2 separate regions of the Homo sapiens genome follow, and region 1 is linked to region 2. Evidence: chromatin loops called from intact Hi-C (ENCODE). Cell type or tissue: endothelial cell of umbilical vein. All regions are shown on one strand. Region 1 has its middle 34 kb from the start of CPEB4. Region 2 overlaps LOC107986482 (a long non-coding RNA gene).

Region 1 (5,000 bases), 73 kb after region 2:
CCTGCTATTGCCTTTGAAGCTACCGCTGGACAATAGTCTTTCAAAAGGAACTAGGGGTTTGATTTCAATGGGATGAATTTGAATAGAGTTTTGGGAGCGAAACACATATGCTGTCACTGAATTCTCAAAAAGCCTGATTTCCTCCAAGTGTCCTATCAAAAATATAAAGACATTTGAAGATAAAACACACCTTCCTTTTCCTTATCCGAGAAAACCCCAAGTTCTCAGGATAACAGACACGGGACGGCAGAACTCAAGAGAGAGTGGACTTGTGGCAAATGTGGAATCCCAGGCCCGCTGTGTGGCTATCAGCTGCGTGGTCTTGATTGAGTGTGTCAGTCAGGGTCCTGGAGGAAACGCCACTCACTGCAGATGGGTCAGGTGAAGAGACTTTAAGGAACTGACCACATGCTGTGTGCTGTGGCTCCCACCTATCATCCCAGCTACTTGGGAGGCTGAGGTGGGAGGATCACATGAGCCCAGGAGTTCAAGGCTGTGGTGAGCTATGATCGCACCACTGTACTCCAGCCCAGGTGACAGAGCGAAACCCCATCTCTCTACTATAAAATGAAAAAAAAAGAAAAAGAAAAAGAGGGAAGGGACCACACAGGTGCTGGGAGGATGAGGAAATAAACCAGGAATGACGAAGCATGCAAAGAAGAGCAACGAGGAGGAGTTGTTACCCCTTCAGAGCAGAGGGGACAGACGGAGGAAACGGTGGCATTGCCCTCTATCAGGCATCACACTCATGGAGGGACTCAACGACTGGCAGACAGGTGGCACCTAACTAGGTAAGGATGGGGAAGAAAGACTTCGACTTCTCTCTTCTCCTGCTAGTGCCTCAATTGGCTGAACCCAGCAGGAAGCCCAGAGGACAAGGACCCCAGCACAAAGAGATGGCAGAGAGAGCAAATGGAGAAGAACTACTACAGCAAGCCATTCTCCATTCCGAACTAAGTATTTCCCTGGCCAAATGGGAGTAAGAATACTGACTGCTAGGCTTGTGACATGCCTATCACTTGGTCATGAATTATAAGGGACATAGCACAATGCTGGGCAAAGAGGATTGTCCTCGAGAAACACCCAGTGAATAAACAATTAATGGGCTGAGTGGATTTTCTTACGAGGCACACACATCATTCTTTTTTTCTAAAAAAAAAAAAAAAATCTCCAATGATAGACTTGGATAAATTATGCCTCAACTCCATGTCATAAAAGGTACAGAGGGAATTGTACAGCATATTAGAGATAATTAACTCCAAGTAGAATCAGGGCTGCCAGAATTCAGGAAGGACTCTGTGAGTCAATCTCACCCTAAAAAGGCACTGAGGCGCATGTACAGAAAGGAAAATAGAAGCCAATTAATTCAAAACATTTGGTACCTTGTAGCCTCAAGAGGTTTAGATGGAAGCACTTAGCGAGTGTGACTGAAATGGCAAGTACGTCCGGCTGCATGTGATAGATTGGTGGGAGCTGATTCAGCCACCATGCAGAGTACTGAGAAGTTGTGTCCATTTCTAGGAACTGTTGACTCAAAGGCAAAATGCAAGATGGAGCTTCATTAGGGCAGGTGGGTTTTGAAGGAGAGTTGAGACAAAGGTTATTTTTATCTCGGGGCTGTTTTCCAATCTCTCCTCACTTTCAAGGAAGGGAACGGATAGAGCACCTACTGTGTGTTGAGTAGGAGCTAAAAGGCCCCTGCACACCACTTCAGCGAATCCTCACAGCAACCAGGAGAGCGAGAAGAGGAAAGAGGCTCAGGGAAGGCTTAGGGACTTTGAGCCTTGCCCAAAGTCCCATCAAAGCTGGGGGGCCCAAGAGGAATTCAAACTTATGTTGTTTTCACGCTATACCACGTGACCTTTTTTTCCTTTTCTTTTTCTTTTCCTTTTCTTTTTTTTTTTTTAGAAAGGATTTCACTCCGTCACCCAGACTAGAGGGTAGTGCATAATCATAGCTCACTGCAGCCTTGACCTCCTGGGCTCAAACAATCCTCCTGCCTCAGCCTCATTAGTAGGTGGGACTATAGGCACATGCCACCAAGCCAGGGTGACTTTTAATTGTTTTTGTACAGAGCAGGTCTCCTTATTTTGCCCAGGCTGATCTCAAACTCCTGGGCACAAGTGATCCTCCCACCTCTGTCTCCCAAAGTGCTGAGATCACCGGTGTGAGCCACCGCACCCGGCCCAAGTGACTTTTTCCATCCCATCATGTGAGTCAAACCTCTTGGCTCCACTCTCAAGATATGGTCCTAAGAAACTACAGAAACAATTTCACCATACTGGAAGAAACACAAATATCAAACAACAAAGGAAGAACAGAAAGAGGGATCCTGCAGGGAAATCCCAGTTCTGCCTCTGCCTCATAGGTTGCTACCACCAGATTTCGATGGTTCTACCACACACACTTTTTGTTTTCTTTTTCACATTTTAACATCTCAAAAATCAGAGTATATTTTACAATTGATGGCATGTCAGAGTTTAATTGACAGTTGTTATTCTTTCTTGATGGCACATTACACAATGGTGAGCCTTATCATGTACTGTTGGCACATTTATGAAATATATTATTATCAGCTTCATTTTTCACAGATGAGTAATGCAGCCTGTTCACAAGCAAATCAGTGGTCCCCTGCCCACTTCCCTGACCTCACCTCCGCCTAGGATGCCTGATTCTTTCTTTCTTTCTTTCTTTCTTTCTTTCTTTCTTTCTTTCTTTCTTTCTTTCTTTCCTTCCTTCCTTCCTTCCTTCCTTCCTTCCTTCCTTCCTTCCTTCCTTCCTTCCTTCTTTCTTTCTTTCTTTCTTTCTTTCTTTCTTTCTTTCTTTCTTTCTTTCTTTCTTTCTTTCTTTCTTTCTTCTTTCTTCCTCTCCTTTTTCTTTTTTTTTTTAGTCTCGCTGTTGTCCAGGCTCTGGGCTCACTGCAGCCTCCATCTCCTGGGTTCAAGAGATTCTCCCGCCTCAGCCTCCTGAGTAGCTGGGATTACACTCACCCGCCATCATGCCCAGCTATTTTTTGTATTTTTGTAGAGACGGGGTTTCGCCATGTTGGCCAGGCTGGTCCTGAACTCCTGACCTCAGGTGATCTGCCTGCCTAGGCCTCCCAAAGTGCTGGGATTACAGGTGTGAGCTACTGCGACTGGCCGACACCTGATTCTTTCTACATTTGCCCTCTCTTCCTCCCTCTAACCACCATTTTGTTCCTATTTGTACTGGGCCCTGTGGGCTGCCTTGTAAACACTCTTTCCTTTTTCCCTCCTGGCCAACAGGACTCTGATTTGATAGAAGCGTCCATTGATCCAGATAGGTTATCTTACCCCATATCAATTAGATACCCAATGTAATCATGGAAAATACCATTTCTCTCACTTGTGTAGTTCGGGCTGGGCTTGTGAGTCACTTGTGGTCTAAGGAAAAGTGTACTGGGGACTCCTGGGGAAAGCTTCTTCTCTTTTAGAAGATACAGAAGTTTTCTTTGTTTCGCTAGACAGTTGTGTCTGGATGTGCCTGGCACTACAGGCACCATGAAGGGACCCAGCCTTGGGATGGGCAGAGACACAGAAGGAAACCAGGCCCTGATGATGTGGTGCAGCAGTGCTGTGTTCCCCATTTTCCACCTTTTACTTGAGAACTCCCAGCTCAGTGAGATAAAAATGTGCTTATCGTAGAAGCCACCTTGAGTCGGGGTTTTCTGTGACTTGCAGCTGAAGGCCTCCTCATTTACGGGCAGCCTCAGGGCTTTCCTCTCACTGTTTTTCTGCTTGACCCTCTCCCCCTGGCTGGCTCCGCCTCATTCTTCAGGCCCAACTCAGAGGTCACTCCTGTCACCTCCCTGTTGGATGTGCTCCCGCCAGTCACTCCATCTCGTTCTGTTCTGTTTCCCGCAGAGCCCTTGGGATTCATTAAACTCGTCTGGTTTAAGGACAGCACTTGATTCCCCCACACCAGAACATAAGCCCCAAGACAGCAGGGACATGCCTGTCTTATTCACTCCAGGACTCCAGGACTTAGCTCAGTGCCTGCCATATAGTAGACACTCAATAAATCATCTCTGAGTGATCAAGATGTAGAGAGCTGGCATTTTAAACCCAAGCATTTTACATCTTGCTAGATGCCACCTTTCAGAACTCTTTACCTCCCTGTTTTAGGATTCAGGCTCCTTGTTTCCCTAGCTAGGCCCTGCTCCTTAGCTCACAGATGCCATTTCCCCCTAAGCATCAGCATTCTCTCTTTGCAGGTGAACTCTTAAAAAGGAGACAATCCTCCTGCCTCAGCCTCATGAGTAGCTGGGACTACAGGCACATACCACCAAACCAGGGTGACTTTTAATTGTTTTTGTACAGAGCAGGTCTCCTTATTTTGCCCAGGCTGATCTCAAACTCCTGGGCACAAGTGATCCTCCCACCTCTGTCTCCCAAAGTGGGAGCTGCCTGCCCTGCATTCCATTGCTCAGCTCAGGATTGAATTGATGGCTGTGTTCTCCAGGCCAAAATCCTGGGCACAGAATTGGGATGGCCTTATCATCCCTCTGCTCCACCTTCTTGCTTTCTCTGCCAGTAGCCCCTACCTAATCTGCTGCGGGATTGGGGGTGGGGGGCAGTAGTTATGATGGTGATGGCACCATGGATCCCAAGAATTCCTCAGAAATTAGAAATTTAGGCTCAGACAGGGAAAGTGATCTGGTCATAGGCAGTAGTTGGAAGACACGGGAAGAGAACCCAGCTTTCCTCTCTCTCCCGGTTCCAGGATCTTTCCAGTAACCTGTTACTTCTTTTTAGATAGAGACATAGTAAACTGAAAGTTGTCGTTACTTCCAAGGTGAACTAGAGCATCTCCCTATGTTGCCCAGGCTCATCTCGAACTCCTGGGCTCAGTCCATCCTCCCGCCTCTGCTTCCCAAAGTGTTGGGATTACAGGCATGAGCCACCACGTCCAGCCCGTATGATTTCTCCAATCCCTTCATGTGAGTCAAACCTGTCAGCTGTTTCAATTCTGTGAGCCTC
Region 2 (5,000 bases):
CACACTAAACTAGTCCATCTTGCATGCCTTTCTTCATGGCATTGTGTGCCATGCTCAGAAATTATCTTGTGTATTCTTAAGTCCATATATGTATTACCTGTCTTTCCCTAAACAACTTCCCACCCTGAGCTTGTTCCTGTCCATATTCCCAGTACCCAGAATGGTGCTTGGCATACAGCACATCTTCATTACATAGTTAATAAGTGAATGAATTGGATTAATGTACTTGTGAGCTAGGATCATACTATATTTAATGTTTTTATAACTGATTTTTCCCTGCTATGGTGTGACCACCTTGACTTTGAATGGAAGTGTAGCATTCCCTTGTATGGGTGGATCAAAATTTCTTTTCTTTTCTTTTTTTTTTTTTTTTTGAGACTGAATCTCACTCTATCACCCAGGCTGGAGTGCAGTGGCACGATCTCTGCTCACTGCAACCTCTGCCTCCCAGGTTCAAGTGATTCTTGTGCCTCAGCCTCCTGAATAGCTGGGATTATAGGCACACACCATCATGCCAGGCTAATTTTTGTAGAGACGGGGTTTCACCATATTGGCTCGAATTCCTGACCTCAGGTGATCTGCCTGCCTCAGCCTCCAAAAGTGCTGGGATTACAGCCATGAGCCACTGCACCCGGCCTGGATCATAATTTTTAACTAAGCCCCCATTACTGACTAGGTGGGACATTTCTGATTCTTGTGTTTGTAAGTTAATACTACATTCTACAGTGACCATCTTTGTCCATACACACATTTTCTCATCTCTCCATGACCACTTCCCTTGGATTAATTCCTAGCAGTAAAATTGAGGGAACAAAGGGTTACATCGTTTTAATCCTCTTCATATATATTACCATGGTCTGCAGAAAGGTTGTATCATCTCTGAGTTTGCTGTAATGGCCCTTAGCTTGTGGGCTTCTCAGCAGAATGCTCTGAAGACCATGGAAATATCATTGTCTCCTCTTACCCAGGAGAGTAAAGGTTGAGGCCCTCCAGCAAGACAGATCATGCCCACTTACTCTGCAGAAACTTCCTCCCTTTCCAATAACAGGAACAACTCCTAGCTCTGCTGCTCAGGCCCAATGTGTGATACACAGGAATCCCCTAAGCAGTGATGTTCCGAAGTTAGAAGTCACCCCAGCCAGGCTGAAGAGCTTATCATTCAAGAAGCTAATACCAGCCAGCCAGACTGTGCCAGCTCAACCTTCCTCCTTTTGTTCTCCAAAGCACACCTTGCCTTGGTTACCTGACCTTCACTAAGCTCAGCCCATATTTGGCCAAACCATCTGGGCCTCTGCTCAACGTGCCTTTGCTTTGTTACCTGTTCCACATCATTTTTCAAGGTCTAGCTTTACTCCCCACCTAAACTTTCACCTTCTAGAAAGCCCCTTTTCATAGTACAGCTCTCAGGGAGATCTCCCAGCCCAGAACTGCCCATAACTCTGATTACCAGCCTCTCCGTCAGCATTTGCCCATCTAACCACTTTGTGTTGTTTATATACCTTTGTGCATGAGTAACTCTAAATTTTCAACTGAGTGTTTTTCTCTCTCTGGGAGCTCACGCATAGTGTGACAGTCAGAACCTTTGAGATAATCAGGGCTGGGATTGAGCCTCAACTCTGCCACCCACTAGTTCTGTGCATTTGGGCAGCACAGTCAACTCTACTGAGCCTCAGTTGCTCCATCTATAAAATGGGGGTTACTATAGCACGAATTTGAAAAGATTGCTCCAAGAATTCGATGCATGCAAAATACTTAGCATAGTGCCTCCCACAGAATGATTATTAAAAAATCAGCAGCAGGCCGGGAGCGGTGGCTCATGCCTGCAATCCCAGCACTTTGGGAGGCTGAGGCGGGCAGATTGCCTAAGCTCAGGAGTTCGTGATTAGCTTTGGCAACATGGTGAAACATCGTCTCTACTAAAATACAAAAAATTAGCCACCCGAGATGGTGTGCCCCTGTGGTCCCAGCTATTTGGGAGGCTGAGGCAGGAGAATTGCTTGAACCCGAGACGTGGAGCTTGCAGTGAGCCGAGATGGCACCACTGCACTTCAGCCTCGGTGACAGAGTGAAACTCCGTCTTAAAAAACAAAAACAAAAACAAAAAACAGCAACAAAATGGGGATATTCATCCTAATTTTGTTTTTCTAGACCTCTACAAAGGCTGAGCCAGTAATGTGTACAATGTTAAAAGAAATATTTGTGGAATGGAATGAGCGGATGTTGTGTAAACATTCATTGTGCGTGTACGTATTTAGTTCTACTAACCAGAACACTGGGGGACCAGAACCAGTTACCCCAGTGTCTAGAGAGGAGGAAAGAAATCTCTCTCCTTAGCTGAAACCTTAGTAAGAGCTCAGTCCAGAGCTTGCTTGAAAGTAAAGATATGTCATCCAATTTAATCCCCACACCAACCTTACAGAAAGATCTTTTTATATCCTTATGCTAAGAAGACCTACCACTGACTGTGCCAGATCTGTGCAAGATGCTTTTGAAAAATGTAATTCCCTTTAAGCCCTCACACTATCTCAATGAGACAAGAATTATTATTACTGAAGAGGAAATGGGGTCAGAAAGTTTAAGTGAACTGCTCAAGGGCAAATGGGTAGTAAGAGAAGAAAGAAGATGAGTCAGGATTGAACAGAGGCTTACTCTGTTCAAATAAATAAAATTAAATTAAAACGGTTGCCTCTTCACCAACTGATTCCCTGACATTCTCACATGCGTTCAGTTGGTGCTTAATAGGAACTGAATTGAAATCTCATGGTGATCTGTTAGAGACTTGGATCTTCTAATAGATGCTTCAAAGGGAGCAGTTTCTATTTCCGGTGCCCACGGAGATCTCGAGGGAGATTTCTCCCCACCCCTGCTCTGACGTCACGATGTTCTTGTTTTTCTCTGGGCCCTGTGACTCAGCACATGGCTCCAGATGGCTTCCTGCATTTCCAGCCTGTTGGCTGGGGTGCCCAGGCCCTGGTAAAGTAAGCAAACCAAAACTAAGTTGCAACAAAGCATCAACACCTCCCTGCCCCTGCCCTCTGTTATGAAGTCTTTGTAGTCCACTACTCATGATGGCCAGTCCCTCCATTTCTCCCCTCCCTCCTTGCCCTGAGATCCCCACACTTGGCCCCAGCACATCTGATGCCTGAAGATGAGATCCAGGAGTGATCATTCTCCCAGCAACCAGTGAATGGGCAAAGGGGCAGTTCTTTCACCCTTTGATCCTTTATTGACTTTAGGCAATTTACTTTCTCAGCCTCAGTGATCAAATGGGGACGCTAATATTGTCTACTTCTGAGGGTTGTAGAGTTAGGGTTGCCAGATAAAATACAGAAAGTCCAGTTACATTTGAATGTCAGATAAATGATGATTTTTTTCAGTACGCATGTCCCAAATATTGCTCAAATTTAACTGTGTGTCTCATGACTTTATTTGTTAAATCTGGCAACCTTATGTGGAGTGTGGAGTCAGATAACAAACGCAAAAATGCTTTGTCACCTACAGAAAGCTGTACACTTCATGATATCTTTTCCATGAGACGTATGCATGTGTACCCATGACAACCAGCTTTGTCTGGAGCATAGAACAGGTAGTTTCAGGCAGGTAGTGGAGAATGTGTACCACCTGAGTCTATGATTTGAGATCCCTGGGTCTTGTTTGTCAATGGACTGATCTTTGCACATTTCGCTTCTGAGCCCTCAATGCATCCATCTTGAATTCTCTCAAATGCTTGAATGAAAAATATAGGAGCAACAGAAGCCCAAAAGGTTGCCTATTACTGATTGACTGGCATGTGTCATAGGCCAAATCTCCTTTTGATTTTGTGGTTAAAGAAGAAACAAGTAGAATAATTTATAAGTGTAAATCCTTATTTATTACATGCTTTATTATGTAATAAAGAATGTATGTGCACAACATTTAGCTCTAATATGTTCTAAGAGCCCTGCTTAACACAGAAAAACAAAAGGAACCAGCATACCATAAATAGACTACAGTGTTTATTTTTGATTTGGGGTGTCTCCTCCTACTAGAAATCTAAATTCTGAGAGGAAAGATTTTTGCCTGTTTTGTTCCCCAGGACTGAGAACAGTGCCTGGCCCAGGAAGGGTGGATATTTGATCAGTTGAAACCAGTTTAACTAGCTACATTAAAGAAAAATAAATGCAGTGAGGCACAGAGGCTCATGCCTGTTATCTCAGCAATTTGAGAGGCTGAGGTGGGAGTATCGCTTGAGCCAAGGAGTTCAAGACCTGCCTGGGCAACAAAGCAAGACCCTGTCTCTGCAAAAAAATAAAAAAATTAGCCAGATGTGGTGGTGCATGTCTGTGGTCCCAGTTACATGGGAGCCTGGAGCGGGAGGATCCCTTGAGCCCAGGATGTCAAGGCTACAGTTAGCCATGTTCATGCCACTGCACTTCAGCCTGGATGACAGAGCAAGACACTGTCAAAGAAAGAAAGAAAGAAAGAAAGAAAGAAAGAAAGAAAGAAAGAAAGAAAGAAAGAAAGAAAGAAAGAAGGAAGGAAGGAAGGAAGGAAGGAAGGAAGGAAGGAAGGAAGGAAGGAAGGAAGGAAGGAAGGAAAGAAAGAAAAAGAAAGAAAGAAAGAGAGGAAGGAAGGAAGGAAGGAAGAGAGAGAGAAAGGAAAGAAAGGAAAGAAAGAAAGGCAGGCAGGCATGGGAAAGAAACCTTTCTGGAACTAATCCACCTCCCTTTCTTGCTAAGGTATAGTCATAGCCCTAAGTTTTTTAGAGTGATTTACACCACCTCCCAAAGGAGTCTCCACTAACCATGACCCATTCACTCAAGTGTCCAGCGACCCAGGTTGCTTGATATGCCTTTCCCCAAACTCCCCAAAGAGCTGCTGCTATGTGTTTTTATTTTTTAACAAATGTGCCATTGGCTCCCAAGGCAGTAATGAGTGCCGAGTACTGAGTATTTGGATTCCATCACTGGCTGGCATCACCAACAAAAGAAGTTCAGGCCCCTGCAGGGACTCCTTGGAGA

What was found. Peaks named below come from ENCODE experiments on the same cell type or tissue, not always from the same donor. Only the 100,000 strongest peaks of a DNase experiment are listed, where the experiment ranks them.
Region 1: a loop joins it to region 2, with 6 times the contacts of the local background. A loop is called at or near these places in 9 of 110 quality-filtered maps.

What each region holds. Positions count from the first base shown.
Region 1 is chr5:173,852,118-173,857,117 of GRCh38, forward strand. No RefSeq gene overlaps it. Among named protein-coding and RNA genes, the nearest start is that of CPEB4, 34 kb to the right of the region's middle. RefSeq lists cis regulatory regions at 1,234-1,774, 3,416-3,985 and an enhancer at 3,569-3,863. In endothelial cell of umbilical vein, no CTCF peak of the experiment used is centred here; a DNase peak (open chromatin) is centred at 2,344; H3K27ac peaks cover 829 bases.
Region 2 is chr5:173,779,359-173,784,358 of GRCh38, forward strand. All of the region lies in intron 1 of LOC107986482 (a long non-coding RNA gene), which reads left to right. Among named protein-coding and RNA genes, the nearest start is that of LINC01485, 9.1 kb to the right of the region's middle. RefSeq lists an enhancer at 2,838-2,982 and a cis regulatory region at 2,905-2,915. In endothelial cell of umbilical vein, no CTCF peak of the experiment used is centred here; a DNase peak (open chromatin) is centred at 2,913; H3K27ac peaks cover 2,177 bases.